Regions from separate parts of the Mus musculus genome. Here regions 1, 3 and 4 are each linked to region 2. A link is a loop called in an ENCODE intact Hi-C map of the cell type or tissue named here. Cell type or tissue: heart. All regions are shown on one strand.

Region 1 (8,000 bases), 81 kb after region 2:
CCTCCAGCATTCACTGTCCAAGCTCTGGTAATACTTAGCCCAGGCTGACTCTGAGCTCCTGGTCCTCCAGCATTCACTGCCCAAGCTCTGGGAATACTTAGCCCAGGCTGACCCAGAGCTCCTGGTCGTCCAGATGCTGGGATTACAGGTCTGTGTTGCCGCACTCAACTTTATTACCCTTCTTTCTCCTCTGATCCTCAGTACATTTTAAAGTCAGGGATATTCTTGTCTCATGCCTTAAAAATATAAATTTCGGACAGGCTAACATTTTAAAATCATTTCAAAGGCCAGAAATGATGATAGCCATATTGTAGACATGTGTTCAAGGAAGATGCTATCTTCCTTTTCTAGAATAAAAATTCATTAAGGGGCTGGGGAGATGGCTCAGTTGATAACGGACTTGCTGCACAAGCATGAGGGTCCAGGTTCGGATTCCAGAACCCACATAAAAGCAAGATTTGATGTCTGTAATGCCAGATCTGGGATAGGAGCCAGGCAGGTTCCCCATTTAACTTCTCATTTGCTTTGGTATAGAGCTTACTTTACCCAGTGAATGGCTTCAACAACATTTACATTTGCACTGTGTGTTAAATGTGCAGATGAGTTAGAAAAGTCGGATTTGAAGCATGAAGTGATGGCACTTGCCTTTAATCCCAGTACTCAAGAGGCAAGAGGCTGGCAGATCTCTGTGAGTTCAAGGCCAGCTTATTCTACAGATCGAGTTCCAGGACAGCCAGAGCTACACAGAGAAACCCTGTCTTGAAAAACAAACAACAAACAAAAATACAACAATACAACAACGGTTTGAATTTAGGTAGTTCTTAGCAAGCTTTTGCTCTATGCTTTCTGCATTTTACTAAAATCTTCACAGGAAGCCTGGAAGGAATTTAAAACTCCAAAGTTTGGAGTCAAAGTATCTAAAAGCTTAGGGGTGATTTTAAAATACAATATGTGCATGCATGTGTGTGTGCGTGTATGCATGTGCATGTGCGAGTGTGATGTGTGTTCAGTGCCTTCTGAGGGCAGAAAGGGGAGTTATGGGTGGTTGTGAGCTGCTCAGCGTGGGTGCTGGGACGTGAAATCCAGTCCTTTGCAAGAGCAGTGAGTGCTTTTAATCACTGAGCCATCTCTCCAGCCCATCGTGGTTTTGCTTGTTTCTGGTTTTCTGAAACATCTCATTGTGGGGTCCTTGTAGCAGACCATGTTGCTAAGACTTAACAAAGTACTTGATATACTGTAGAAAGTGACTACTGATAAAACCTGGCTCTTCTCCAGTGTAGCTGCTCTCCAAATTTCAGCGTTTGTCTCTCTATAAGACATTTAGTTTCCTCTGCTTAATTAGGAAATGTAACACACAATGAGATGTTATTGCTGCCTTAACAAACAGGCATAATAAGCAACTCGGACTTAGGACTTTACAGCTCCACCGGATGCACAGCAAAGAAAGGGAATCTCACTGGGGTAAAAATCAAGGCTACTAGAAAACTGCCTATCTTTTTGGAATTATTTTTGTTAGCATAAAAAGAAAGTCCAGAGTTCACAATGTTGTGTTCTCTGACTCCCACTCCCAAGTCTGCCTTGTCAGTCAGCCAGATTGATGGTAAACTGTAAATCTCCTGCCTCGCCCTCCCCAGTGCTGGGATTACAGGTGTGTGCCACTTTGGTTATTTATTTATTTATTTATTGTACATTCTGTGAGTTTTGTCAAACACATGCCATGTATCCATCATTACAATAGCCCGTAGAACTATAGAATAATTTTACTGCCTGAAAGACCCCTTATGCTCTGCTTCATACAGACTCCTTTTCCCCCCAGGACCCCCGCCAGCCACTGTTTCTATTTTAACTGTCTCTTAACACACACACACACACAAAACATGCCACACCCACATACCACACAGGAGACATGCAATATACACTACACAGCACACACTACACATACTACACACAACACTCAGACACACACTACATACAACACACACTACACATAGCGCACATACACCCGTACTATACACAATGCACAGTACAAGGCAACGCACAACACACTACATATTCTATACACAGCACACATATACACATAGTACACACAATGCCACTACAATATTACACACAACATATTCCATACAGAATACACACACAACACACATACACAAATGCAACTCTCACTTCAAAGGTGATAAGGGGCAGTTTATTCTGAAGTCAAAGATGAGCGACCGTGGCAGAAGAGTACAGAACCAGGTTACGCCAAATCCCATGCTCCACCGTGGTTAACAGTTTCCATCACATTTCTCTAATAATGGAGCAAGGGATACCAGAAGTCATTCCCAAACTGACTGATGGAAAGTCACGGATAACAGGGAGGCCTCGACTACAGCTCCTGTCTGGCAGTGCTTAGCTTTTCGGTTGATAGAAGTGAGGTGTCCGTTTGTACATTCCAAAAGACTGACTTCACAGCCACAGAGACGGTAGATGACATCAGAGGTGGGTCATGGAGGGCTCTCAGAGGTGCGAGAGATGCCGTGATGATCTGGCTCTGGACTTGCAACATTCCAACCTCTCCAAGTCCTTTGAGGTCTAATCAGTTAATGAGCCTTGCAGAAGGCTTAGTGGAAGGTGTGGCTTTTGTGATTTGTTTTTCCAGGAACTTCTGTTTATTCTCAGTCTGCACTATTTGCCTTCCTGGAACGCTGGATACATAAAATTTACAGCCTGCAGCCTTTTCAGGCGGGCTTCTTTTGCTCAACAATATGTGTTTTGTATCTCTATGTGCTTTGGAGGTTTGGCAGCTCATCTGTTCTGAACACAGAATGCTATCCCATGGCACAGCTGTACCACAGGTCTTCATGTAGCCCAGGCTGGCCCTGAACTCCCGATCCTCCTGCCTCTGCTTCTCATGTGCTGGGGTTACAGGCATGTGCCATCATACCTGGCTTCTGTGATGCCGGGGGACAGAGAGTCTGATACTCTACCGCTGAGCTACCCACAGCCTTCATAGTGGTTTGGTTTGGGTTTTTTGTTTTTGTTTTGTTTTCCTGTCTGTCTGTTTTTGTGACTCCTGGCTTACTGTTTACCTTGTTTCAGGACAGTTCCATGAGACTATGGAATATTGAAGAAATTGACAAAATTCCTTTGGTTTCTGAAAACAAAAAGGCCATGGGATTAAAAGTCAGGCAGGTTGGTATTAGGTGAAGCTAAGCCACCCATCTTCACCAATTCAGCTTATTTCCTGAGCGAACATCATTGGACCCCTGGGGATCCCAGCCTTGTGGGTACTCAAGTCCTAAAAGATGAGACCAGTGCATAGATACAGGAAAATGGTCCCACGGTGAGTGACATGAGAAGAAGACACACACAGGGGAGGGAAGGGAGTGTGTTGGGGTCTTTATGTTATTCATTTTGTTCTCTGAGACGGGTTTTTGATACATATCCTAGGCTGGCCTGAAACTGTTTATTGTTCTAAGTGCTGGGCTTGTAAGTGTGCATACAACTTATTTGCTTGTTTGTTAATTGTAGGATAGAACACAAGGCTTTTCACATCCTAGGCAAACACTCTCCCATTGAGCTGTACTCCTAACCTCTATGATTATCTCATTTTCCTTAAGATTTATTTTATTTTATTTTGGAGATAGCATCTCATTGTGTAGCCCTGGCTGGCCTGGGCCTAGCAATGTAAAGCAGGCTAGCCTAGAATTCCACCTGCCTCCATCTTCTTCTTCTTTTTTTTTTTTTTTTCTTCAAGATTTATTTATTTATTATATGTAAGTACACTGTAGCTGTCTTCAGACACTCCAGAAGAGGGAGTCAGATCTTGTTACGGATGGTTGTGAGCCACCATGTGGTTGCTGGGATTTGAACTCTGGACCTTCAGAAGAGCAGTCGGGTGCTCTTACCCACTGAGCCATCTCACCAGCCCTGCCTCCATCTTCTGAGTGCTGGGATTAAGGGTGTGCTTCCTGCCTGCTGTGTGTGTGTGTGTGCTCACGTGTGAGTGTGTATGTATTTATGTGTGAGTGTGTGTCTCTCTCTGTGTGTGTGTGAGTGTGTGTATATGTGCCTGTGGAGTGTGTATGTGTATATGTGTCTGTGGAGTGTGTGTGTTTGTGAGTGTTTGTGTATGTGTGTGTGCACACATGTGCAAGTGAGTTATGTGAATGCAGAGCCCCAGCAGCTGGAGCTATAGGCAGTTGTGAAACATCCTTTGGAAGAATAGAAAGGGCTCTTAACTTGTGTGTATGTGTGTGTATGCTGGGATTCCCTGAGAGGCCTCTGACATGGCCTGAGAGTCTCCGCCTCAATCACTGGCTTGCTAGTTGGTAACAATGAGAGATCGGAGAGTATCCGTATGTGCTGGGAGGTGCTTGAACCAGAAAGAGACTCAGAGTGGAAGAGGATACTCAGATCCCACATCATTGAAATTATTGTCTGGAGCTGAGCAAGGTGGCTCCCTCTTGTAAGTACAACACACAGGAGCTTGAGGCAGAAGGATTACTCCTTGTCAAAGATCAGACTATAACATTTAGTGAGGCACTGTCTCCAAAATCTAAATAATAATTAAACAGGCACTAGAAAAACGGCCTAGTGGCTTGGGGCCCCTGTTGCTCCTACAGAGGACACAGATTTGATTCTAGCACCAACACAGTGGCTCATAACCAGTTCCAGGGGATCTGATGGCATTTAAAAATAAACAAGCAAACAACAAATAAATGATAAACAAACACCCTGTTTATTTCAGAAAACTTGTCTGCTAGCCAGGTGGCACATAGCTATAATACTAGCTATTCAGAATGTTGAGGCAAAGGATTTAAGTTTAAGGCCTGCCTGAGATATTGAGAACCTGTCTCAAAATAAAACACACATATATACGTTCTTCCCCACCCTCTCATGCATACACTCGCGCACACACGCGCATGCATGCACACACACACACACACACACACACACACACAGAGGGGGTTATGGGGGAATGTAGCTCAGTGGCCTAACATATTCAAGAGGGCCTGGGTTTAATTCCTACAATTGAAAAACAAAAACAAATCCTTATCTACTTGCCTTGCTTCTTTCTAACTCTCTGCTCTGTAAGTCAGCTGTCCTCAGAGTATCAAGGACTCAGAACACTCCTTGGGTCCCACAGTTCCACTCTGGATCACTTTGTACAGAGAACACCTGACAAGGGCTGGACACAACCCTGTCTTCCTCCTCCCAAGCACGTGGCTACATGAGGTCCAGCCCTGGGTACCCTCCTAGCTTTGGAGGGAAAGGCTGGGCAGCAACCCACGTCTGATGCTCCCAGTCTTCCCTGGGCAGTTTGTGGGGTGAGAGACTTCAGAGAGGGAAGGACTTGCCTGGGATGCATCCAGGCTGGCAGGTGGTGGGGAATGGGATTCCACACTCGCAGCTTGATCTCCTCTGACCTGCACATCGTTTCTGTTTCTTGAAAATGCCCCACCACAGTGCAGGAACTGTGACCAGCTTTTCTCCACCTTAGAAAGTGACCTCCATTCCCAACTCTCCAGCATGTGTCTGTACTGCCGGAGAGAGGAGAGAACTAGCTTACTGTCTAGTTCTTCGTCAACATCTTCGTCGTCATTGTCACTGGAGAAGTCTGACAGCTGATGGCCGCTGAGCCCTTTTGAGCACTGGTGCACGGGCCACCTGTTGTACGTTGTGCCGTGTTCTTCAGGGAGGGCTCTGCTCTGAGTTCTGTCCCAGCAGAATGCACTCATCAGACTGAGGCAGGGGCCAGCCCTGACTGGACTCTCAGAATGTTGCTGCCTCTTTGCCCACCACAGAGCCCTTCAGAGGCGAGCACTGTTAGTTTGAATATAGAATAAATCTAGATTCTTCTGGAAAACAAGTGTGTGTGTGTGTGTGGGGGGGGGTTGTAGAGGCAGTTTTTCTATTTCTGAGCTTTATAGCCTGGTGCTCAGCTATCTCATTTTGGCCACTGGGACTGGCATGTGCAATCCATGAACATGCTTGCTAAGGGAATATGATGCACAGGGGCAAGGCATTGTGACTGCTGTGGTTTGAATGTGGTTTCTCCCTTCCAGGCTGAAGAGCTAGGAGCTTGGTCCTCTATGTAATGGTGCTGAAGGGTCTTCTCTGGTAGCGGTTTCCATCCTCCTTATGTGCTTGGGTGTTTTGCCTCTATGTATGTATGCATGTACGCATGCATGCATGTACGCATGCATGTGACTCTCATGTACGCAGTGCCCACAGAGTCCAAAAGATGATAGATTTCCTGGAACAGACGGTTGTGAGCTGCCATGTGGGTGCTGGGAACTGACCCTTGGGCCTTCTTAACCACCGAGCTATCTCTTCATCCCACCCCTAGATACTTTTGAGGCCTCTTTCTTCACTAAGATCATGGTGAGTGTATTCGTCATTACCTTAGCTCTAGGGATGATTAGAATACTGTACCCACACCTTCTTCGATGACGGACATCTAGGTTATTACGTTTCTGTGCAGGTAGCATTTATTTTTGCATAGATCAGTTCAGCAAATGGAGTCTCCTGCTGGAGTAAAGCCAGAGGAATGCATCAGTAAGTAGTGCTGCTTGATTTTGTTGTCGGAGGGACGGTTGGCATGGCAACCCCAGACTGATTAGGGCAAACCTAAATGGGGAGGGCCAGGACTTGAGCACACACATCCTGTAGGTTCTTCGAATCGCCCATAGTACCGCTCAGGATCTCTCTCTCTCTCTCTCTCTCTCTCTCTCTCTCTCTCTCTCTCTCTCTCTCTCTCTCTCTCTCTCTCCCTCTCTCCCTCTCTCCCTCTCTCCCTCTCTCCCTCTCTCCCTCTCTCCCCCTCCCCCCTCCCCCCCCCACCCCCGCTTCCTAAGGAAGCAGTCCAGAAGTTATGAGCCTGGGCTGGCAAGGATGGCCACAGTTCACTTGCGATGACATCCAAGAGACTAAGTAACCGGGCAGCACTGGGAGGTTCTGGGGCAGCTGGGGGCTCCGCTGAAATTCCCAGAGTCTCAGCCGATGAACTCTCACGACTGGCAGAAGAAGTTCAAAAAGTGGTGCTATTGTGGCTCGGAAACCAAGGCCATCACACGGCGCCCACTCCGCAAAGCCTATTTAAATCTCCAGTGTTCCTTTGGGTTTCGGAAGTCCGTTTCCGCGAGGAACTGCACTGCGCATGCGCCCCGCTGCTAGCACGGAAATGTGTACGCATGAGCAAAGCTCATGAGGTCACTAGAAATGGGAACTGGTTTCTCGCACAGGCCGTGCGGGCGGCGCCGTGGCTTAGTTGGTTAAAGCGCCTGTCTAGTAAACAGGAGATCCTGGGTTCGAATCCCAGCGGTGCCTGAGTGCTACCTTTTCTTCTTTTTTGCACGACCCTTTTTGTTTTGCGAGCCCTCTCACAGAACCGTTCCTCTGTCAGCGCGGAAGACATTTTAGCGGAAGACGTTGTGTTCCCTGCTAGCCTTTGCCTCCTTGAGGTCGGCCAAATCGCTGTCCCCTGAGTGCTTCCACAGGGGTGACAAGTCTCCACAGCCTCTTGGCTTCGCTGAGCATTGCTCTTGGCTTCGCTGAGCACTGCAAAGCATGCTGATTTTTCCTCCCGGAATCCGCGCAGTGGGTAGCAACAATCTGCATACTGAGAACAGCTTGGCGAGGCTGAGTAAAGTCCCAAAATGGAGGTCTGTAGCATCAAATCCGATCGTCAATCTACATCTACAGCATGCATAAAAATCCAAATGGCTAGGTGCTCCCGTGTGGGGCCCGATTCTAAGGCCTGGGCTGTGGTTGCCAAGAGCACAGGCACATGGGAACCCCTTGAGAGCATTTGCGACCAGGGCTTTGGAAGGTGGGGGAGACTTTGAAGTTTTAAAGAATGTTCCCCAGGGATACACCTAAATCCAAACAAAACACACAATGATAAACCCAGCGAGCTTTAGAAAATGCAGGAGCCACGTGAGGCGGTGTTCCTAATGCAGATATTTTGACTCACAATTGAAGTTACAACCTTATAAACCATTTAAAACCATCTT
Region 2 (8,000 bases):
GCATCCCTTCCCCCTGAGGAACCAGCCACATGACTTATAGTATAAAATAGAGTTTACTCAGGGCATGGGGAGGGGAGTTGAGAGGGCAATAGAGACAGAGAAAGACGGGGTGGGGGGGTGGAGGGGGGAGAAGTAAGTAGAGGCCAGCCATGAGCACTAGAGGGACGGGGGAGGGGAATGGGGAGAGACAGGGATGAGAGGACAAAGGGAGAGCAAGAAGGCAAAAGAGACAAGCAGGGAAAGCAGCCCCTTTTTTAGTGAGTTAGGCACACCTGGCTGTTGCTAGGTAACTGTTGGGCGGAACTTAGACAAAATGCTAACACCTGCCTCTGGCTATGTTCTCCCTTTATCTAGAATAAACTTTCTCCTCCATCACTTCTAGGAGCAGTGATGTTCTTCTTCCTCCTCCTCCTCCTCTTCTTCCTCCTCCATCTCTCCTTCATTCACATAGAACTAGATGGTAAGACCCAACTACAGACTGGTGTGGTGGTGTACACATTTAATTGCTGGCAGATTTTTGTGAATTTCAGGCCAGCCTGGTTTGCATAGCATAGTGAGTTATAGGCTAGTAGCGGTACATAGTGAGACCCTGTCAACAACACACCTAGTTATATGAAACTAAACACACACACACACACACACACACACACACACACAATCACTATTGAACAAAAAATAGTCAGGTGGTAGTGGTGGTGCATGCCTTTTATCCCAGCACTCTGGAAGCACAGGCTGGTGGATCTCTGTGAGTTTGAGGCCAGCCTGGAATACAGGGTGAGTTCCAGGACAGCCAAAGATATGCAGAGAAACTCTGTCTCAAAAATCCCTCCCTCACAAAAGAAGAAGGAGGTGGGAGAAGAAGAGGAGAGGGAAGAGGAGGAGGAAGAGTAGGGGAGGAGGAAGAAGAAGAGGAGGAGGAGAAAGAGGAGGAGGAGGAGAAGGAGGAGGAGGAGGAGGAGGAGGAGGAGGAAGAAGAAGAAGAATGAGAAGAAGAAGAGGAGGAGGAGGAGGAGGAAGAAGAAGAAGAAGAAGAAGAAGAAGAAGAAGAAGAAGAAGAAGAAGAAGAAGAAGAAAACAAATCAAGTCCTTGCTGAAGATAAAACACATTGAGGATAAATACCCCATGAGACACAGGGATTATACTGGATGTGAACTGGAAGCCTCCTTCTGAATAGAGTTTATAATACTGGAAGGTGCTATGTAGGCCTCTGAAGGAGAAAAGCTATCAGTGATCTTACCCACGCATGACCCCATGTGCTATAATAGTGACCTTCCAGGCAAGATATGCCCACTAGTGCCATAGTGACATGACAGCTTTGGGGATAACCTACCATTCACTTTCTAATTGGGATAAAACACATCTGGGAGGAAACACATCTGTTATTGTAAATCAGTTCAAAGGCCTTCATTGGTAATTTACTGCTAATGATTTTTAAATGGTCATGTAGTCAAACTGCCTTCTGAATATTTATGCTTATATGCAGGCCAACCTTGTTCTTCTCTTTGGTCAAAGAGGCTTCTTTGCTTTCGAGTTTTTTGTTTGTTTGTTTTTGAAGCAGTGTCTTACTTACTATGTAGTCTTGCTGACCTGGAACTCACTATGAAGACCAGGCTGGCCTTGAATTTACAGAGATCTACCTGCTACTGCCTCTCAACTACTGGGGCTAAAGGTGTGTGTCACAGCATCCGGGTCCAGAGGAATCCCGTTCTGTAGTGGGCTGTGGTTAAATCATTCATATCTGGTCAGGGCGATGAAAAGGACTGTTGAGTGCTCAGCCTTACACTGATGTTCAGATTGCTTTCCTCTCAAGCTCAGCTGACACTCTGGAAGAGAGAGCAGAAAGATGGAAAGACTGAGTTCGAGGCCAGCCTGGTCTACAGAGTGAGTTCCAGGACAGCCAGGGCTACACAGAGAAACCCTGTCTCAAAAAAAAAACCAAAAAAAACAAAAAAACAAAAAAAAAAAAAACAAAAAAAAAAAAACAAAAAAAACCCCACAAAACAAAACAAAACAAAACACAAAAAAACAAAACAAAACAAAATAAGAAAGATGGAAAGAGCCAGAGAAATGGTGAGGAGTGTCTTGAAATACTGTCTACTGGCTAGGACAGGGTCATTGCAATCACAAACACAGGAACACATGGCAGCTGTGGCGACTGTACAACACACACACACACTCACACACACCCATGCATGCACGAGAAAGTAGGAGAGGAATTAATTCAGAAGGACATCAGCAGGAGTGGAAAGGGTGTCATGAAATATAATGCGGTACCTGGCAGGCCCATGCCAAGGTGTCCTCCTGAAAAAAATCACAGACATAGTATACGGAAAGTTTATTGTGGGGGAAGGGAAGGGGGGGGCGGGGGGGGGGAGCAGGGACCTGGAGAAGGGGCAGAGGCAGATGGAGCCACAAGGACAGAGAAAGCTGGGATAGAGGACAGAGAGGCCATGTGGGAACATTGGTGAGGAAAGGGAGAGAGAGAAAAGGAGGAAAAAACGGGGGTAGGAATGGGGGTAGGGAGAGAGAGAGATTGAGATTGAGAGAGAGAGGAGGGGTGTGGGTAGGGAGTAGTCCTTGACAGCAAGCTATTGCTAGGTCACTGTTGGGAGGGACATAGAGTTGTCTGTAAGCCAACAAGGGCGGTAAGAAAGGCTTCATTGGGAGTGGCTATGATCAGCGGGCATTGCTGCTTTGTTGCATTGTTATGAGCTTCTCAAAAATTAAAGGAAGGGGCTGGAGCGATGGCTCAGTGATTAAGAGCACTGACTGCTCTTCCTGAGTTCAATTCCCAGTGGTTCACAACCATCTGTTTGTTTGTTTATTTGCTTTCGAGACACTTTCTCTATGTAACAGAGGCCTGGCAGCCCTGGACTCACTTAGACAACTAGGCTGACATTAAACTCATAGAAATCCCCCTGCCTCTGCCTCCTCTGCCTCCTCTGCCTCCTCTGTCTCTGCCTCTGCCTCCTCTGCCTCCTCTGCCTCTGCCTCTGCCTCTGCCTCTGCCTCTGCCTCTGCCTCTGCCTCTGCCTCTGCCTCTGCCTCTGCCTCTGCCTCTGCCTCTGCCTCTGCCTCTTGAGTGCTGAGATTAAAAGTGTGAGTCACCAAGCCAGGCTGAATCACACCCCCCCCCGCCCCCCCACGTCTTGGCCAAGCTTGTGAAGTGAGATAACAGCGCCCATTGGCAGATGTCTGTACCTTAGATTTTCTGAAGGACCTCTCATTCTTAGCCCACTTGGTCTGCTTCTCTCTCTCTTTTCTAATTATTTGATTATTTATTATAGTGTCTCATTGTGTAGTTTAGGCTGATGTCCAGCTCTCTATCCATGCTTGATATCTTGTTTCTTGTCTTTCACCAATTTCCTTAGCGTGCAGGGTTCTGATATTCTCAGGGTCGGCAAATCCTTCCAAAAGTCTAGGAGGGGGCCTCACTTTTGCAAATATAAAGATGACAAGTATATTGTGTGTGAGTGTGTGTGTGGCCCGATTCATACGATGTGCACTAAAGACACATCTGCCTGTTGGTTCCTTCCCATTTCCGGTGTAGAGGGCCAGACAGTGGCCACTGGGCAAGCACTTTTCCGGAAGCTGGTTGGGACCGGTGGAAGATCGGGTTGGCACTTATTGCTGGCTGAGGCAATTAAGCAGGGGCGAAGGAGCCAGTCGCAGGACTGGCTGTACGGAATTACAGAGACTCTGCCCTGCGTCCGAATATTTGGTTTCCAGCATCTTATCGCTGTGTCCTTCCAGTACTCAGGCGCATGGCAGAGCCAGGATGGGGTGTACAGAGACCAATATTGTTTTTGTTGTTTGTTTGTTTTCGTTTTCTTCTTCTTCTTTTTTTTTTTTTCTCGAGACGAGACAGGGTTTTTTTGTGTAGCTTTCATTGTCCTGAAACTTTCTTTGTAGACCAAGCTGGCCTCGAACTCAGAGATTCTCCTGCCTCTGCCTCCTGACTGTTAGGATTAAAGGCGTGCGCTATCACTTCCCGGCACAGATACAAATCTTATCTGCAGTCGGACTTGCATAGGACTATGATTTGCGAGGAGGAGGTGACATTTCCCCCTCAAACAAGTCTTTATAGAATGCTCCAGTTCACAGAAGCGAAACTGAATGTTTTTGGCCTATAGAGGCTCCCGTAGCGAGGGGGCGGAGCCCGGAAGGAGCAGGATGGCGGCGCTGGACAGTGACAGCGACGAGGATCTGATCAGCTATGGAACGGGCCTGGAGCCTCTGGACGAAGGTGCGGGTCCGATGGCCGGCGGTGTCTGAAGGGCGCAGGCTGAGAGTCCAGCACGTGGGCGACAGCGACATCTCGTCCTGGGTCTGGGCTCGCTCGCTGTGGGCACAGGGAACACGCTGGAGAGGCTTGTGCACTGCACTTGGGCGCCGCGTTCTCGGGGGGCAGAGAAGGACGCGGAGGGCTGGGAGATGCAGGAATGACTAGGCAACATGGGTATGATGGAGGGCGGTCAGTCAGTCTCTTGTCCCGAGGCAACGTTTGCACCCGTCCTTGAAAGTAAAAGAAACCAGACCTGGAAAATCTGGGGAGAAACACTTGAGATAGGAAATCCCTTAAAGTGGCAGACAGCTTAGCAGTCTAGGGATAGTCAGGATTCGTGTGGGTGGCCCTTGCCATGGTAAGGAATCTGGAGTGTGTGTGTCCCTGAGGAGGGAACCTCGTGCATTCTAGGCTAGTGTGTTACAACTGAGCTACATATCCAACCCCAAGAATTGGAATCTTTCCTTTTTCTGACAGGGTCTCATGTAACCCATGCTGACATCAAACCCCACTTTATAGCCCAGACTGGACTTGAACTCTTGATCCTCCTATTCTTGTGTAACATGTGCTTGGTTTGCAGCTGTGTGCCGTCACACCCAGCCAGGAGTTTGGCTCTTATACTACGGGTATTGGTTCAGTTTACACAAAGAGAAATGCATTTCTTCCCTTTTACTTTTTTTTTGGGGGGGGGGGAACAGGGCCTTGCTAGCTCCACTTGGCTGGACTCACAGTATTTTAGCAGCCTCTGCCTCTCAGGTGCTGGTGTTAAAGGTGTGTAGTGCCATGCCTGGCAGGATGCATGTTTTAACATTATGTTTGCTTTAATTTTGAGAGTAGTTTCCTTGGGGGGTGGGCAGGAATGAAGCAGGGAGACTGTGGTTGTGTGGACTGGAGAGTTAGCAGCAACAGCTGTTGAGTAGGTTTTGCATGGAGCAGACTTGACCGGTGTTGACTGGAGTTGCTCGTGAAATACAGAAATACAGGGGTGAAGGTAAGATGAAGCAAGGCTCTGTGGCGTTTCCGGTCTGTTTCACTTAATGACTAGGTTTATCTACTGGGTGTCCATACCGCTGATGGGAGTGCTAACATTGTGGGGAAGATAGAGGAGTCACAGTGGTGGACCAGAAGTTACCTGTAGACTTTTGTTGGTGAGGCTTCCCCCCACTGCCGCCTCCTGCTTCCCATCCTGACCTGTTGGCTATACCTCTGAGACATTTTCACTGAGACTCTTACTGCCTTTTTTTTTTTTTTGTTTTGTTTTGTTCCATTTTTTATTAGGTATTTAGCTCTTACTGCCTTTTTAAAATTTATTTTATTTTTATTTTTTGGCAGGAGTGGGTATAAGATAGGGTCTTTCTATATAGTCCAAGCTGGCCTTCTATTTATCAAATATGTAGACCAGGCTAGCTTTAAACTCAGGACTATGCTCCTTTCTTAGCCTTCCCAGTCCTGGGATTACAGCTTTGCACATCACATATCACATATGTCTTAGACAGCTCCTCTGTGACAGAGTCACATGCAGCACAAGCTAGCCTCAAACTTTTGTGTGGTGAAGACGGACTTTGAACTTCTGGTCCTCCTGTTTCTGCCTCCCAAGTGCTGGGACCCCAGGCCTGTGTGTGCTACCTGCCCCGTGTGTGTGGTGTTGAGGGTGAAACTCAGGCAGCTGTGCTTGTTAGGCAAGCATTCCACAACTGAGCTATATCCCCAGCCCAAGCAGTTCTAATCATTAGAAATGTTTGCCAGGGGGGGGCTGGTGAGATGGCTCAGCGGGTAAGGGCACTGACTGCTCTTCCAAAGGTCCTGAGTTCAAATCCTAGCAACCACATGGTGGTTCACAACCACCCATAATGAGATCTGACCCCTTCTCTGGTGCATCTGACTACAGCTACAGTGTACTTATGTATAATAATAAATAAATCTTAAAAAAAAAAAGAAAGAAATGTTTGCCAGATCCTAACCCTAACCTCTGACGACCAAAGGGAAAGATAGGTGAGTCTCTGTGCAAGTTCTTGTATGTTTGAAGGTTGCCCTTGTGTTTCCTCAAAGATATCTGTGTTCATGCATTTTTATGTGATAATTTTTCTCTATCCCAGCTAGCTCCCAAATAAATGAGACAGAGGTTTATTTGACCAAGCTTTACAGCATAATAGTTGAGGAGTAATTAATCTACTCTATTCTTCTAAACTAATCTGGCTATGTCCCAGCCAAAACCCATTCGATCCTTGCACTTTAGTATTGGTCTGGCTTTCTCATCTCTAGGTGTGTCCCCATGGTGTCTCCTTGACCTACTTCTCACAGAGAATCTCCTCCTCCTCCTCCTCCTCCTCCTCCTCCTCCTCTTCTTCTTCTTCTTCTTCTTCTTCTCTCTCTCTCTCTCTCTCTCTCTCTCTCTCTCTCTGTCTCTCTCTCTCTCTCTGCCAAGCCCTTGGCTGGGATCTGAAGACTAACCCTACTCTCTGAGCTGCTCAGCCATTGGTAGAGCAGCTTTTATTGACAAATCAGAGAATAAATGGGAGCAATGTTTCTACAACATCAAGACCGGAGATACTTAGGATAAGCATTAAAATGCCATGTCCAGATTACAAACAGATACGGAGACAGAGAAATCAGTGTAGGAATAATAAAGGATAATCTTTGCACAGCATATTATAACATTCTACGTCCATATCCACTCTACACCCATTACCCCGGGTGTAAAGTCCCCTCAACCCTAGTTGCAGAGTTCTTCTCCAAGTAGACTGTGGGGTGGAACATGACCATCATAACTATGTCTCTAATTCTAGCCTATTTGTTCAATACAACTGAGATCAATTGGTTTTATCGACAAGCACAACACCCTGTGAATGTAAAGAATCAGATGGTAAAGATCTTGGACTGGAGGAGTTTCAGGTTTATTAGGGAACAAAAGCACAAGGTTTGCGAGTACTGAAATGTGTGATGTTACTGGATAGCATCCTTCACAAGCTACGGAAGAGGCCGTAGGGAGCGACAGGGTGCTGTGAACACTGGTTAGACAGTAGCTATGAAGGAGGTCAAGGGTCTTGCATTCATGTTGGACATCCGTTCAGATCGTTTCTGTATTTCTGGTGGTATAGTTGTTTCCTTGAGAAGAGCTATGTCGTTAAGGTATCAGCTGTTTGACCTGGATTTTTCAAATTCGTTCTAGTTTTAAATTATATTATTATTACTTGAGAGGGTATGCATGTGCCCAGTTTGTGCACAGGGATCAGCAACATCTTTCAGGAGTCAGTTCTCTCCTACTTAAACTCAGATTGCCAGCCTGGAAACAAATGCTTTAATCCACTTAGACGTCTTGCCAGACCCTCCAGTTCTTCTGGTTTTTAACAAAAGTTAGAAATGAAATAAACTGGTTGAACTATGCTTTGGGGTGAAAGGAAAAGGCATTGATTTGTAGGATTTTCTCTTTTTTAGATCTAGAGAGATTTATTTTATTATTTGTGCATGTACATGTTCTTGTTTGGGAAGAGCCTCCAAAAGAGGACATTAGGTTTCTTGGAGCTTTATTTACAGGCAGTTGCGAGCTGCCTGGTGTGGGTACTAGGATCTGAGCTTAGGTCCTTTGGAAGAGCAGCAAGTGCTCTTAACTGGTGAGCCATCTCTCCAGCCTTCCTGGAAATACTCTGTAACTTCAATGTTAGAAGCTTTAGAACTTTCTCCCTTTCTTCCCTCCTGGCCTCCCTCCTCTCTCCC
Region 3 (8,000 bases), 240 kb before region 2:
GAATATGTCCTGGTGAGGTGTGAGGTAAGGGGATGTCTTGGCGGGCCCATGTCAAGGCATTCCTTTCCCCCTGAGGGACCAGTCACATGACCGATCAGTATAGTATAGCATAGAGTTTATTTAGGGCATGGGGAGGGGAGTTAAGAGGGTAGTAAAGGCAGAGAAAGGCAGAGAGAAGGAGAGAGTAGAGAAGTAGAGGCCGGCTATGGACATGTGGGGAGAGGGGGGAAAAGGAGGGGGAGAGAGGGGGAGCAAGAGGCAAGGAGCAAGGGAGAGACAAGAGTAAGAGAACGAGAGAGGGGGGGGAGGGGGCAAGCAGCCCCTTTTATAGTGGGCCAGGCCTCCCTGGCAGTTGCCAGGTAACTGGGGAGGAGCATACCTGGCTACTGCCAGGTAACTGTGGGGGTGAAGTCCAGACAGAATACCAACATAGTTCAACACCTCTAAGTCTGCCCTCAGCTCAGTTGCCCAGTTACCTTCTTGCTACCCAAGACACTTTCAGGCCGTCTTTCCATAGGCTGTTTTCCCTTTCCGCCTACATTTTGGAAAAGTTCCCCTGCAGCTCCAAGTCTGTTCCTACTCTTTCCCCCACGTAGCTCAATTCTCCTCCTCTGCCCCCTCCTCTCTCCTAGCCTGTAGAAACCTAAAAGTCTTGTCTATTTCTTTCCACCCAGTCATTGGCCAGTGGCATCTTTGTTGATAGATCAAAAACCAATTGAGGGCAAGGACCTTCAGCAAACACAGTAAGCACAGATACCCCAATTAAATCAAAGGATCAGAACCACTCCTCTACAGAGTGTAACTTCTGTAGAGACACCAGAGCCAACAAATCTCTGATAGCCAGGCTGCCAAATGGAAAAGCCCCATGTGGTAATTCAGTCATGTGACTCATTAAGGAACGGGATCTATTGAGCCCAGTCAGGCCCTGGATGACATGCTAACCCAAGTCTCATAGGGGAGACACGGAGTCAAAGCCACTCAACCAAATTTTCCCAAATTCTTTATCCACAGAAGGGATAACAAATGCTTATTGTTTTAAGTCACGATGGTTTGGAGTAGTTAGTACATGATTAGTTCCCTGAGCTTGGAAGCTTAGCTCTGTATTTGTATCTCTCTTGATGCTGAGGTTCAATTCCTTGCTTCTGTTTGGATTCTTGGCTACAATCCAGAACGCGATTTCATCTCTGGTTTCATGAAGATGGTAATGCGTCACTACAAAGCCTACGGAGCAGACAGCGATGGTGGTGAGCTGGCTTTGGAGATGGTTAAGATTCAGTTTCTGGGTTGGAGCAATGGCTTGTGGTCAAGAGTGCTTGTTGCTTTTACAGAGGACCTGAGTTCAGTTCCTAGAGCCTACTTTGGCAGCTCATAATTTCCTGTGACTTCAGGTCCATGGGTATCAGACACCTCTTTTAGCCTCTGAAGGCACATGGACTTCTGTGCAATTCAAACACTCGAATACACACACACATACACACACAAATAAATGAAAAACCCAGCTTCTTTCTGACTGTGCAGATGCACATTAGGACTCCATAGGCTGATTTTGAACAATCAGATGCATGAGGCCGTCTTGGCCTACACCGTCAGGCACTGTCTCAGAAAACCACAGGCATTACCACAGTAATGCCGTATAGAGGTGCGATATTTGCCTAGCACAGCCAAAGGTGTGGTTATGACCCTCTAGCACTACAAAAATAAATGCATGAGCACCACGTCTGCTGCTTCGCTTTGTACTCCAGGCCTTGGTTGATTTGTTCTAGAGTGGCCAGAATCTGGGAACAAGACTGCTGCTATCAAACCAAACACTAAGGGTCACAAAACCACAGAGCCATTTTAGTGAATGTGCCCTTCCTGAAAAAGTTTAATCTCTTGTGTAACAGGTTAGGCATCTGTAGTAGTAACTTTTTAACCTTATTGGCGTTGGCAAGTATTACACAAGTATACTGACAAAGCTTGCAGTGTCTCACACATAATATTATCACTCTGGGAAGGTCACCAGCCTCTTAAGTCAGAACTTAACTCCTTCCTATCCATTGCTCTGCATAGTCAGTCAAGTACCACATTGTGTTGTCTATTTCCCAAATGCACTTTAAACCAGTCCCCTTTTCCTATTCTATTACCATTCTTTTCATTGAAGCTTTTGTTTCTTGCCTAGTACATTCTATAGCCTCCAGGCCAGGCCCACACATCTGAGTCACTGTACAGTTGTCAGTATGTCCTTTAAAGACACGGGAATCATCCTGTTACCACTTGGAGGAAAGAGGATTTTTTTTTTTTAATGTAGGGGGCTGGTGAGATGGCTGGGGGAAGGGGCAGGAGGCAGGTAATGGCACTTGCAGCTAAACCTGATGACCCAGGACATACATTGTCTTCTGGGCGCCACATGCATTCAATGGCACTTGCATAAGTAAGTAATAAGTGTAAAAAAAAAAGTTCCCATAATGACACCTGGGCTCTATAATAGATTTAGAATAAATTTCAGCTCAAATTTCCCGTGTCAGTGCCAAGAGCATCAGTTTAGACAAGGGTAGTCTGTTGGCTCACAGATAGACGGCGGCGGCAGGTTATCTTACTAAGGGCAGATACTTCTCAACCTGTGGCCCCATTTTCTGTTTCTGGAGATGCAGTAAGTACACAGACAGCTCCATCTTTAGACAGGTTAACATTAAAAATAACCAAAGTCAACTGCAAAATGATGAGGCTGGCACACACCTTTATTAGTCCTAGACTTGGGGAGGCAGAGACAAGCAGATAGATCTCTGTGAGTTCAAGGCTAGCCTGGTCGTCTACATAGCAAGTTCCCAAAAAAGCAAGACTACATAATAATACTTTCTCAAAACTAACAAAAAACATCTCTATAGCCCCAAGAATACAGCCTAACTCATCCGAAACCCTAAAAATATGTGATCAGTTAGGATGGGATTTACAAGAGTTGGTGACTGAGAGAGAGCTGCAAAAAGGGAGACAGAAACAAGCTGTTTCCAAAAAACAAAATAGAAGTGCAAGTCCTCCAGCCACTTAAAAGTTGGAGAGGAAGCCAGGCAGTGGTGGCGCATGTCTTTGATCCCTGCACTTGGGAGGCAGATTTCTGAATTCGAGGCCAGCCTGGTCTACAGAGTGAGTTCCAGGGCGGCCAGGGCTACACAGAGAAACCCTGTCTAAAAACAAAACAAAACAAAACAAGAAACAAAAACAAAAAGAAAAAGAAAAAAGGAAAAAAGGTTGGAGAGGAGGGGGAAGCATTGCTAGTCTAGGATTAAACATCTCCCACGTAGAAAGAGAACTAATCACACTAAGATAATTTTCCCTGATCCTCAGGTGCTCAGGCAATAACAACATCTACAACTTAAGACAGACTACCCCAAGGGACAGGGACTAGCCAAAGACATTCAAACTACAGAGTAGTTAGTCTAACTTGGCATCTGATCCACCCATTCGTTTATTAGCATGGTTCAAGAGAGCTCCAGACACCTTGGAACCTCCTATACAGGCAACAGGCCAGCGTAGGGGACAAAGTCCTAGTCGTTTGCGTTTAGTGGGAAAGGTTCACAACTAGAAATTATTTTCCACTCCACACTGGCACCCGTGCTCCCAGAGGCTGGCTGGTGACTGCAGCAGCTGTGACAGGGCTGTGACAGGGCGAGAATGACCCTGACTGAAGCGCAGGGCATTCGAGGAGGTGCTCTGGCGCGGGAATCACGCTCCTCCCACAAGTAAACCTCCGGAAGCCGCCAGGCCGGATTTTTCAGGCCCTCAACATTTATAGGGCTTCTGGACACCACTCTACGACCCGGCCACTTCCTAAGGGGGATCTGAAGGACGCCGGCCATGAGCAGCTCGAGCAGCTGGCGGCGGGCAGCCACCGTGATGTTGGCAGCAGGCTGGACCCACTCGAGCCCGGCCGGCTTCCGGCTGCTGCTTCTCCAGCGAGCACAAAACCAGCGCTTCTTGCCCGGCGCGCACGTCTTCCCGGGCGGCGTGCTGGACGCGGCCGACAGCTCACCCGACTGGGTGCGTCTGTTCGCGCCTCGGCACACGCCGCCGCGCTTCGGCCTAGGCCCGGAGCCCCCTCGGCAACCCCCCTTCCCCGGGCTGTCCCACGGCGACGCGGACCCCGCGGCGCTGCCCGATGACGTAGCGCTGCGCATCTGTGCCATCCGCGAAGCCTTCGAGGAGGCGGGGGTGCTGCTCCTGCGGCCGCGGGACGCGGCTCCAGCTTCTCAGGAGCCCAGTCAGGCGCTGTCGCCTCCGGCCGGCCTGGCCGAATGGCGCTCGCGCGTGCGCAGTGACCCGCGCTGCTTCCTCCAGCTGTGTGCGCACCTAGACTGCACGCCTGACATCTGGGCGCTGCACGACTGGGGCGGATGGCTCACCCCGTATGGGCGAACCATCCGCCGTTTCGACACCACCTTCTTCCTGTGCTGCCTGCGCGACATTCCGCGCGTGGAGCCCGACGTGGCCGAGGTGGTGGGCTACCAGGTAGGGGTCGCGGGACCCGCCCCCCGGGATGCGCTGAGCCTTACCCCAGACCAAAGGCGCACGTGCGTGACCTTGCTTTAGGCTCTCAAGGACTCAACTCTCACCCTAAGCGGGGGCGCGGCAATGCTCCCAACTGCCTGTTCTGGACACTTCCCAATTCACTTCATGCCCTAAATCGTTTTCATTCGGGTTTCTAGAACACATTATAGGATTTCAGTCATTAACTTTCTTCTTCCTTCTTCATCTCTTCCTGTTTCTCTGTTCCCGTTTCCTTCGTCTTTCGCTTTCTCTCTCCTTTCCCTTTCCATCTTTCTCCTTTTTCTAACCCCTTTCTCTCTCTGCATGCGCACGCGTGGTAGGTGTGTGTGTGTGTGTGTGTGTGTGTGTGTGCGCGCGCGCGAGTTGGTCTGTCTGTCTCCCTCCATCCCTCCCTCCCTTTCTTTTTCGTGTCACTTGCAATGCACCAGGCACAGTTAGTTAGGCTTCAGGCCTAGGACCCGAGGTCTTGAGTGTGCCACCGCTTCAAGTTCATCTTTTATTTATGCAAAAAAATGTTTTCAACTGCCCGTTATTTTCCTTTTTGTAAAATAAACAAAATGACTTATTTTAAGTTGTGTTCTGGTGTGAGAGTATATGCACGTGAGTGCAGGTGCCCATTGATGCCAGAAGTGTCTAATCACCTGGAGCAGGAGTTGAGGAAGGTTGTGAGCTACCTTGAATGGGTGCTGGGCACTGAACTCAGGCCTTCTGCGGGATGCTTCCTCTCCAGATCTCAGTTGAGCCAGTCTCTCGCGCCACTCCCTGTTTCTTGTACCTGCAGTTACACATATGTTGGACAGCTTGGCCTCCCACTGGACCTGGATGCCTCGTTCACTCATTTCAACCTTTTCCTCTCAGTATTCCAATTGAGTAAACTCAATGGCTGTTTTTTTGCTTTTTAATATTTGATTGTGTTTTTTTGAGACAGGGTTTCTCTCTGTAGCCCTGGCTGTCCTGGAACTGACTCTGTAGACCATGCTGACCTTGAACTCAGAGTTCTGACTGCCTCCGTCTCCTAAATGCTATGATTAAAGGCGTGTGCTGCCACACCCAGCTCAATTGTTTAAGTTTGCTTTTTTTTTTTTTAAATGAAATATCAACTGTAAATAGTATTTCTGGAAGCATTATAGCTGCCTGTAACCTCAGTACTAGAGGATCTGACGCCCCCTTCTGGCCCTCATCTGGTGTACAGATTTCTAAGCAGGCAAAAATACATGAATAAAAAGTAACTAACTATAAAGCGAATTTTTTCCTTTTTTTTTTAATTTAATTTTTTTTTGAATTTTTTTCCTTTTTATTTTATTATGTTGATAGTTCCTTTACATCTTTGGACCAATGGAACTGCTGAGAACAGGAGTTTGTCAGTTTGCCATAACCTAGACTTCCTCTCAGGGGCCTCTTGGTACAGATACTTACAGAGCTTCTGTGATGGAGGATGCAGACCTGCCTGCTTCTCTTGAGTCACTCACAAATGCCTTTTTCATCCTTTCCTTGAAGTACTGTCCAAAGCCTGGGTGTGCTTGCCCAGACATTCTCTAAAGCTACTCTGCTAACCCCGTCCACCAGGTGACCACTTAAAGCATAGCTCTCTCTCTCTCTATCCACCCCATCTCCCTTCTGCTAGCACCTGCTGAGATCTATAGCTTTGTGCTCTTAAACTGTAGTAAAAATTGTCCTTGAGCTTCTCTTTGACCCTGTTTTTAACTTCATCATTTTTTAAAAGATTTATTTATTTATTTTATGTATATGAGTACTCTTGCTGTAGCTGTCTTCAGACACACCAGAAGAGGCCATCGGATCCCACTACAGATGGTTGTGAGCCACCATGTGGTTTCTGGGGTTTGAACTCAGGACCTTAGAAAGAGCAGTCAGTGCTCTTTACCACTGAGCCACCTCTCCAGCCCTAAATTTGTCTTTTTAACAAACGATTTTATTTTATGCATGTGCATGCATTTTAGTTATGGACTGCATTTCCCTGCGCTTGACGTCAGCATGCTCTGAAGTTTTTGAGTGCATGTTAGCATTGTTTTTAGGTCGCTGGATGCAGGGTTTTGTTCTATTCTCTTAACTAGTGTTGCACTCTCCCCGGAAGGCAGTTAAGTTATTAGAGATGGACTTTACCCTTTTGAGGTGTGTTTAAAATGGTTTGCAAGTGGGTCCACAGTAGCATTCATCCTTGGGGCTCATTTCCCTGACGTTCTATTCTGTGGTTCTATTCCTGCTCACTTGAGTGGAAAAGCTCCTTACATTCAAAAAAGGCTTTCCCTCTGTCAGGAATATACTGCTGGGGAAAACTAGAAAACGTCTTGGATCCAGGTGAGCATGAAGAATTTAGTCAGCAACCTCCCAGGTAGTTGCTCTTTCCCTGGGCGTCATCAGGCCCAGGTAAGTAGTCAGTAGAGCTGTGGAGTTCAGTTCTGGGTAGAACTTCTCGGCACATGCTCACCAGATACTAAGTGAGCCTTCCAAGTTCTGCTCCAGTCTGCCCCAGTCTGCTCCAGTCTGCCCCAGTCTGCTCCAGTCTGCTCTAGTCAGTAAGACTCCTGGATGCTACTTAGTCTCCCCCAGTGCTCTTGGACTGGGATTGACTTTAAGCAGATAGGTGGGCTCACTTCATTCTATTATATATTTATTTACTTACTTATAGTTAGGCATTTTTGGTGTCTGAAAATAGATTTTTATTGCCAGGCAGTGGTGGCGCAGGCCTTTAATCCCAACACTTGGGAGGTAGAGGCAGGCGGATTTCTGAGTTCAAGGCCAGCCTGGTCTACAGAGTGAGTTCCAGGACAGCCAGGACTACACAGAGAAGCCCTGTCTCGAAAAAACAAAACAAAACAAAACCAAAAAAAAATTAGATTTTATTGAGTTGCTGTGTAACGTGTGGGTTTAGCTCTTGTGACTGAAAGGATTTTTGAATTTTATTTACTAATTATTAATATTTTAATTGGCATTTTATTGTTGTTAAGTGTTGTTATTTATACTTATTATTTGGTTGTTATTGATTATTTTTGTTTAACACGCATGCAGCTGACCAGAAGAGAGCATTGGATCCCCTAGAACTTGAGTTATGGATGGTTGTGAGCTGTCCTGTGTAGATGCTAGGGACCCAACTCTGGCCCTCTGGAAGAGCTGCAACTGCTTTTAACCACTGAGGCAGTTCTCTAGCCTCCGGTTCTTTCTTTCTGAGACAGGACCTCATTATCTTACCCAGGCAGGACTTCAACTCCTGGACTCAAGCAATTTTCCTGCTTCAGCCTCCTGACTAAGCAGGGCGATTGGTACATGGCAGTGTCTGGGCCTCTGAAAGTTATGCTGTCTCGGAGAGCTCTAGCAAGGCCTTTGGATAAGTTAATGTTTTTCACATCAAATCGATCTTGTATCCCCATCTAACGACCACAGATCTGACTGGTGACTCAATACATCTTACAAAGCTTCTCCCTTTGTCTCTTACAGTGGTTGTCCCCATCAGAGGCAACTGA
Region 4 (8,000 bases), 78 kb before region 2:
TACAGATTACTCTCTTCTGCACTGAAGCATAGCATTCAAGGTAGCCAGATCCGTGTTTCTGGACCACTCAGAGTCAGCTCAGAACCTGGATTCTGTTCCCTGGCCAGAGCCACTCATTTCCGGCTCAGAATAAACTCTCTCTTATTCCAAGGGCTGTGTTTTGCATCAAGCTCTCCCAAGATCTGTGAGCACTCTTATCAAATCCAACAGAAAGACAGGATTGTGAGAACACCAGCTTACTTCTGGGTCAGAACACAGGCAGAACACTGGGCTGTATCTCTTTATCGAAAGTGGGGGCAGGGCAGGGGAGGCTGAGCCGATGTTACAAGCAATTGGGAGTTGTCCCATGTAGTTGCTGGGAACTGAACCCAGGTCCTCTGCAAAAGTAACGCATGCTCTCATCAGATGAGCCATCTCTACAGATCCACCAGGCCCTGGTGGAAAAAGACTTTCTAGTGAGCCCACAGCATGCTAACCCTGAAGCTACCATCTCATTTGTTTTGCTGACAAGGGAAGGAAAGCTAACCCACTGGGTGCCCAGGCTGCATAAACCTGAGTCTCACTGATGCAAGACAAACACTGACGAGCTGGGCAGACCACCTCGCCAGTGGGACTACTGCCATGACATTCTAAGTGGTGATCAACAGCTGAACCTCACAGGTGACCCAAAATAGGGGTGACCATAAGTCCCTCTTACGGTGTTACTGAAAGGGTGGAAGAGACATCGCTTGTTCCATACCCACTGGGCTACTTGACACAGAGTGATCACTAATAAACAGCTCTCTGTGTGATAGACTCTGTACTACAAGCAAAATCACACACTATAACAGCACAGAGCTCTTTCCTCCTCTAGTGCTGAGGAGGGAATCCGGGAGCTCCCAGTATGCTGGGCAAATGCGGACTCACTGAGTCCTATCCCCAGCCCTCGGGGCTTATGTTCTAATCAAATGCACAGAAGATACCAGTACCAAAGGTCACACAGAAAGTAGTCCTCTAAAGTGCAACTAGCTCTTAGTGATCGCTAATAACCAAATCAATTTACAGATTAAAAACTGAGTAGCAGTGGACTGAAAAGACGGCTCAGTGGGTTAAAGAATGCATACCTTAGACCATGCAGAGGTTCTGATTCGGTCACCAGCACCTACGCTGGGTGGTTCACAACTACCTATAACAGCAGCTCCATGGGATCCAATGTCCTCTTCTTCTGGATTCCAAGGGTACTCACATCTAAGTACACACACACACACACACACACACACACACACACACACACACAAATGCGCACATACAAAGGCATATACACATACTTTATAATTTTTGTTTTGTTTTGTTTTTCTCTGTAGTCCTAGCTGTCCTGGAACTCACTTTGTACTCTAGGCTGGCCGGGAACTCATCCACCTGCCTCTGTCTTCTGAGTGCTCAGATTAAAGGAGTGTGCCACCACCAACCGCCTGGCTACAAACAAACATTTAAAGGACGACAACAACAACAACAAATCAGACTAGCTAGGCACAGTGGCTCATACTCTGGGAGGCTGAGGCAGGAGGACTGCTTTGAATGCAAGGTCAGCCTGGGCCACAAAGCAAGACCCTATAGGAAACAAATAAGTCTAAAGTTTACAAGTGTCTAAAATCTTGGCAGATACAGACAGCGATCCCAAGAATGAAAAGAGAGGGCTGGAGAGATGGCTCAGTGGTTAAGAGCACTGACTGCTCTTCCAAAGGTCTTGAGTTCAATTCCCAGCAACCACATGGTGGCTCACAACCATCTGTAACGAGATCTGACGCCTTCTTCTGGTGTGTCTGAAGACAGCTACAGTGTACTCATATAAATAAAATAAATCTTTTTTTAAAAAAAAGGAATGAAAAGAGAGTTGGCTGTCTACTACACTGAACACTAGGTGGTTAGGAACACCATCTGGCAAGGAATACGTTCACTCTTTTTAACACAAAGTAGTAGTAGTTGTTGTTGGGTTTGTTTATTTGTTTGTTTTTTAAGGCAGAATTGTACCTAGAAAGAAATTTTTGTGCAGTTTTCCTAAGAGTACTGATAACCTAGATGGACACTAAGCTGAGATATGTAGAGCACATGTTTAGCATGCACAGGCCCTGGCTTCCACTCCCAGGAAGAAAAGAGGAAGGAAGGAAGGAAGGAAGGAAGGAAGGAAGGAAGGAAGGAAGGGAAGATGGAAGGAAGGAAGGAAGGAAGGAAGGAAGGAAGGAAGGAAGGATGGAAGGAAGGAATGGAGGAAGGAAGGAAGGAAAGATGGATGGAAGGATTAACTTAAATTTGGTGCTTCATATTTAGTAGGCACCAACTGTACCCAATCCTGAAATCTGAGATCTTCCATTGAAGGTACCACACCCCAGACAAGTCCACTGATGCTCAGAGAAGCCATATTAGTGCATCTCTGAGCAGAGGTAACCACAGAGCGTAATAGTCTAGCCCTCTACTTGTGGCCTTTTGGCTAGTGTGATCAGTTCCAGGATTCAGGACTTGATGGTCAAGCACGGGCGTGACCCTCGGTGCTGCTCATCTTGGGACTTACCTGGGCCTCTCTGGAGAAGGGTTGGGGCTCCGAGGAGGGGGTGTGCGTGGCACCGCTGGCTTCGGAGCGATGCTGGCTGCGGGGAGGAAGCCATGGATGATGTGGTTCTGCACAAATGAAACCCAAGGCAGGTCACCGGGAGAAGATCACCTTGCTCCTGGGCCACCATCACCTCCCAAACTGAGGTCACTCTAGGGATCCGGCCCCACAAGAGTCTTTACACACACACCTGCCGCTGTTCCCAATCCCCATTGGTGAGGCAAGGGCACTCACTGGGGCACACCATCATGGCTATCCGATTCATTCACACCTCCCTGCTCACGGCAGCTTTCCTGACCGATTTCAATTGTCAACTGAACTGGGCTAATCTATACCTACCGTGTAATGAAGCACACCTTTGGGTGTCTGTGGGAGGGCTTTTCCAGAGAGGATTAACTAAGTGAGCTGGGCTAATATACCCTAAATAGGAAAGGAATCAACTCATGGGGGAAGTTTTCTCCAAGACAGGAGTGAACTCCCGGCTAAGAGGAGAATCCTGACAGGGAGGCCAAGATTCCTGTCTGTGGCAGGCTCTGGACATGAAGGGTTCTTTGGAACATTTAGTCTGGGTTTCTGGAATTTAATGCTCCCTGATAGCGATCCCGCCTCGCTCCTATCTCAGTCTTTAAAACCTGCACATGAAGGCAGGAGAGATGGCTCAGTGGTTAAGAGCATGGTCTGCTCTTCCAGAGGTCCTGAGTTCAATTGCCAGCAACCACATGTTGTCTCACAACCATCTGTAATGGGATCTGACACCTTCTCTTGCTATGCAGGCATACATGCAGATAGATCACTCATATAAATAAATCTTTTTTTTTTTTAACCGCACTCGAAGGCCTGGAACTACTCACGAACTGGCTCCGGCGGTTCCTGCGGAAGCTGAGGAGCATCCTGGCTGAGAGCTGAGGGCTGCGGGTTGAGCCGCCAGGCGCTGGACTAGCTGGAAGGTAGACCCCGCAGCCTGCACAGCTCCCCACAGCCTAGCTCCCGCGGACCCCCGACTTTACAACAAGCATGTCTCACATTGGCTCTGTTTTGAGTCTCAGCCTATCAGAGTCAATTTTACTGCCACCCGTTGCTCTTGACAACCCAGCAAGGCGTCATTCAAATTCCAGCCAGAGAGGAAGCAAGCTGAGACTTCCGTTCGATTATTGGCTATAGTAGACGCCCATCTTTTACCTATCACCCAATAAAACGCTGGCCAGGGCGGTCAGAATTTTAAAGAGGGCTCCCGGGCTGTGGGAACCCGGAAGTGGCAGGGCCTCAGGTGAGGTCCACGGAGATTCTAGACCCCGGCGCAGTGAGCTTCCCTGCCTTTGTAGCCCTGGACAGGAACCGAATAGAAGGACAGGGACCGAATGGAAGAGCCACCGTAAGCGTCCTGTTAGGACACCAGAGCTAAGGGAGGTGCTTACAAAGAGGGACGGAGTCACTCAAACAGAAATCTCCCGGGTTTAGCTCGGGGTAGTGGCGCCCGGCTGTCATTTTAGCACTTGGGCTGCTGAGTTCAAGTCCAGCTGGAGTCAACTATCAGTACAGAGCCAAGCGTGATAAGAAGACCCAGTCTTATTTTGAAAATAAATAATCTCTTGAATTCAGACTTCGGTTGAAGTAGCTCAGTGCCTGAAAATCCACTCTACAGATCCTGTCAAAGAGGTCCCGACTTCGTGTAGAACTGTGTGCAACAGCGCCTGCTCTAGTGAGACCTTGCATTTTCCTCATTTAGACCAAAACCACGGATGGAAAGGAACCCGCCTGATGGGACCGGTCCGGTCCACGTGCCACTAGGACATATTGTGGCTAGTGAAAAATGGCGCGGGTCCCAACTGGCTCAGGAGATGCAAGGTCAGTGAGCTGTCTTCTGTCATACCCCTTTCTTCCCAGCACGTTAAAAGAGAGAGTGAGAGAAATGCTGGGTATGGTGATGTTCCTTTGCAATCCCAGCACTCCTGAGACTGAAGTAGGAGAATCATTGCGTTAGAGACCAGCCTGGGGCTACATAGCAAGTTCAAGGCCAGCTTGGGCTATGAGAACTTGTCTCAAAATAGTTACATAGACTAAAATGAAAGGGGACTGGAGAGAGAGCTCCGTGGTTACGAGGACTGGCTTATCTTACAGAGGATCGTGGTTTAATTCCTAGCACCCACATGGTGGCTCAAGGAGTCAGACTCCTCCCTCTTCTGGCCTTTGGGGGCACTAGGCTTGCACATGTGCACAGACATATGCGAGCAAAACCTACATATAAATCTTTGGGTTTTATTTTATTAAAAAGGAGGTTTAGGACAGGTGGTGGTGGGTCACACCTTTAATCCCAGCACTTGGGAGGCAGAGACCGAAGGATCTCTGAGTTCAAGGCCAGCCTCATCTACAGAGTGAGTTCTAGAACAACCAGGGCTACACAGAGAAACCCTGTCTCAAACCAACAAAAAGCGGGGTGGGGGCTAGAGATGGCTAGATCCCCATCTGTTTTCACTGAGCTGTTCATTACTGCCTGTAATTCCAATTCCAGAAGATTTGATGCCCTCTCATGGCTTCTCAGGGTACCTTCATGCACGAACACACACATACACACATATACACACATTTAAAAAAATGAATCTTCGCACAAAAAGTACATTTCAATTGTTGCTGCCTTGTTAACCTGAAATTTCTAAAAACGAATTTTCTTGTCTGTTTTTTAGGAAAAGTTAGACTCATTTTTGAGGAGGGCCTGGCATCAGCAGATTTTTACCTGTCTAGCAAATCTTGCATTCTCTATGTCACTGAAGCAGATTTGGTGGCCGGACATGGCTACAGAAAAAGACTCGCTCGCTTTAGAAATGTAAGTACCGAGGTGCTAAAATCTAGCATCCCCTCTCTTCAACCGTCCCAAGCGCTGAGTGATAGCTTTCTGAACTGTGTTACCAGAGCTGTGTTCTTCTCTTTTGAAGTCCTCACATCTTCAAGGGATCATAATAGTTGAGAAGACCCAGATGAGTGAACAGTATTTCCCAGCAGTCCAGAAGTTTACTGTGCTAGACCTTGGGATGGTGCTGCTTCCAGTGGCCAGCCAGTCGGAAGCATCCTGCCTCATTATCCACTTGGTAAGTACCAGACTTCTCCTTTATAATATCCCAGAAGTCCAGAAGATGCTCAATTTACCCCAGATCCAGACTTAACCAAAGCTGCCTTTAGTAGCCCTGGCTGTCCTGGAACTCACTTTGTAGACCAGGCTGGCCTCGAACTCAGAGATCCTCCTACCCTTGACTCCCAAGTGCTGGGATTAAAGATGTGCACCTAACTTCAAAATAAACTTTGACACAGGCTCTCACGTAGTTGAGATTGCAGGCGTGTGTCACCACACGGGGCCTTAGGCAGTGCTGAAGGTTGAGCTCAGTACTTACTGCATGCAGAGGCAAACACTCTGCCAGCCAGTGACACCTCCACCTGGTTTACGGAAACTGTTGCACTTAGGACTGAAGGCTGTCAGTCAGAGCTCTGGTTTTGGCCTCCAGGCTGCACTGGTGCCATCACCATTATCCTGCATTTGCACTGGGCAAGATGGCACCGGGCCACTTTGTCCCATTCGCTGTTTAAGTAGCAGCCTTTCTTGGTTTGTTTCTGCGTCCACTCCCCACCCCCGCCTCGACCCACACTGTCCTTGAACTCCTCCTGATCCTCCTGCTTCTGCTTCCCAGGTCCTGGGGATCACAAGCATTTCCGAGACTATGCCTAAGCTCCAGCACTCCTGTGTATAGGCTGCATGCATTGATCTCTTTACAACAAATAAACTAAAACAAACAAACAAAAAACCCTGAGGCTGGGGGATGGCCCAGTGGTTACAACACCTCCTACACAAGAACTGAGGACCTGAGTGTGACACCCCACCCCATCTGAAAATGCTGGACAGGACAACACATACCTGTAATTCTACCCCTAGAGAGAGACAGGCAGATGCCTGTGGCTTGCTAGCCAGCCAGCTGAGCCTGATCAGCCAGCTACAGGCAAAGGAGAGACCCTGTTTCAAACCACGTGGTGCATGGAGACCGAGTGACACGCAAGGTTGACCTCTGGTCTCCATAAGCACGCAATCGATGCTGGCTTCCTTTCCTTTTCCCTGTTCCTGAGTTTTCCAGCTCTTTGCTCTTTATACTTTACCAGGGAGCCTGTTTGCCTTTCGATCCCAGCCTCACTGTATAGTTAGGGTGGCTTGGCACTTTGTAGCCCAGGCTGACTTCTAACTTGCAGTGCTTCCTGAGTACCGGGAGTGTAGGTGCCATGCCCACTGCTCCTGGGAAACGTTTTAAAATCAGTGGCATGGGCTGGCAAGCTCTGCAGAAGATAAAGGCACTTGCCACCTGGGGCTCAATGGAGTTCAATCCCTGGAGCTCATATGGTGGAAGAAGAGAGTCTCTTCCCACAAATTGTCTTCTGACCTCTACATGCATGCTGTGGCACCACGACAAACCCCAATAAAAATTCACAAAAGTCAAATAAAATACATAAATTAGTGTTGGGAGGCAAGATCATGGAACATGCCTACAAGCCCCTGAGAGCCAGGAGGATCATAACTTTGAGGCTATCCTGGGCTACACTATTTATATATAAACTGAATGACATGGAACAACTGTCTTAAGGGGCTAGGGACGTGACACAGTAAACAAGCCACACAGATATTTGGGGGGGGGGGGGGGACAGAGCTCGTGTAAAAAGCCCGCTGGGGAGGTGAAGACAGCAAGATCCTTGGAGTTCACTGGCCTTTCTACCTTGTGGAGCTCTGGGTTTAGTAAGAAAGACCCCCTCTCCAAATAGGGTGGAGAGTAATAGAGGAAGACACCCAATGACCACCTCTGGCCCCCACACCCAGTCATGCACACGTGCACTGCATGTGCACATACATAAACTACACACACTTTTTTTTTTAAAATAAAAACTACCTGTCCACCAGAGGGCGCTCACATCCTTTTCCTTTAATTTTCCCATTCAGGTTCAAGAGCAAACCAGAGAGCCCAGCAAGAACCCTTTCCTCAGGAAAAAGCGCTCCATGCTCTCCGAGCTCTCCCTTGTTCAAACAGTGCAGCAGATCCCAGGGGTTGGGAAAGTTAAGGCCCCCCTTCTGCTCCAGAAGTTTCCGAGCATCCAGCAACTGAGCAACGCTTCCGTCCAAGAACTGGAGGAGGTCGTGGGGCCCGCGGCAGCACAGCAAATCCACACCTTCTTCACCCAGCCTAAGCGACAGCAGCCCCGCAGCTGACTCTGCCTTCAGACTTCAAACTGCAGCGTCTGGTTTCCATATTTAAAAAGAAGGAAAAGTTCCCCTGTCAATGGCAATGGGCTAAAGACAAGGAGAGGACCGATGAGGCTCGCAGTCACCCTGCCTCGGTGTCTGTCTGGGCAGCCACCTGGTGGGGCTTGGGGGTCGCGGGCGGCACTG

The links. A loop is a pair of places that touch in the nucleus more often than their neighbours do. Peaks named below come from ENCODE experiments on the same cell type or tissue, not always from the same donor. Only the 100,000 strongest peaks of a DNase experiment are listed, where the experiment ranks them.
Region 1: a loop joins it to region 2, with 5 times the contacts of the local background. A loop is called at or near these places in 5 of 42 quality-filtered maps.
Region 3: it touches region 2 in a loop (3-fold over the local background); 2 of 42 quality-filtered maps call a loop at or near these places.
Region 4: a loop joins it to region 2, with 3 times the contacts of the local background. A loop is called at or near these places in 15 of 42 quality-filtered maps.

What each region holds. Positions count from the first base shown.
Region 1 is chr7:35,234,084-35,242,083 of GRCm38, reverse strand. Wdr88 (WD repeat domain 88) reads left to right here. Exons shown (of 11, transcript NM_001370886.1): 10 at 3,082-3,174; 11 at 5,452-5,851. The coding sequence ends at 5,613. It overlaps Gm38989 (a long non-coding RNA gene), which reads left to right and starts at 7,270. Exons shown (of 3, transcript XR_881960.2): 1 at 7,270-8,000. It overlaps n-TTagt9 (a tRNA gene), which reads left to right and starts at 7,241; the gene lies at 7,241-7,314. It also overlaps a transcript of Gpatch1 not described here. In heart, no CTCF peak of the experiment used is centred here; DNase peaks (open chromatin) are centred at 6,583 and 7,173; H3K4me3 peaks cover 1,964 bases; H3K27ac peaks cover 1,657 bases.
Region 2 is chr7:35,314,588-35,322,587 of GRCm38, reverse strand. Gpatch1 (G patch domain containing 1) reads left to right here and starts at 4,148. Exons shown (of 20, transcript NM_026181.1): 1 at 4,148-4,247. The coding sequence starts at 4,175. In heart, no CTCF peak of the experiment used is centred here; DNase peaks (open chromatin) are centred at 3,629 and 4,147; H3K4me3 peaks cover 1,479 bases; H3K27ac peaks cover 1,034 bases.
Region 3 is chr7:35,551,636-35,559,635 of GRCm38, reverse strand. Nudt19 (nudix (nucleoside diphosphate linked moiety X)-type motif 19) reads left to right here and starts at 3,708. Exons shown (of 3, transcript NM_033080.2): 1 at 3,708-4,482; 2 at 7,975-8,000. The coding sequence starts at 3,832. In heart, a CTCF peak has its summit at 5,693 (motif pointing left); DNase peaks (open chromatin) are centred at 3,675 and 4,205; H3K4me3 peaks cover 2,246 bases; H3K27ac peaks cover 2,510 bases.
Region 4 is chr7:35,392,645-35,400,644 of GRCm38, reverse strand. Faap24 (Fanconi anemia core complex associated protein 24) reads left to right here and starts at 3,878. Exons shown (of 4, transcript NM_178643.5): 1 at 3,878-4,432; 2 at 5,269-5,408; 3 at 5,518-5,670; 4 at 7,554-8,000. The coding sequence starts at 4,327. The coding sequence ends at 7,820. It overlaps Cep89 (centrosomal protein 89), which reads right to left and starts at 3,582. Exons shown (of 19, transcript NM_028120.3): 1 at 3,439-3,582; 2 at 2,549-2,655. The coding sequence starts at 3,477. In heart, a CTCF peak has its summit at 7,515 (motif pointing right); DNase peaks (open chromatin) are centred at 3,714 and 4,406; H3K4me3 peaks cover 2,547 bases; H3K27ac peaks cover 1,966 bases.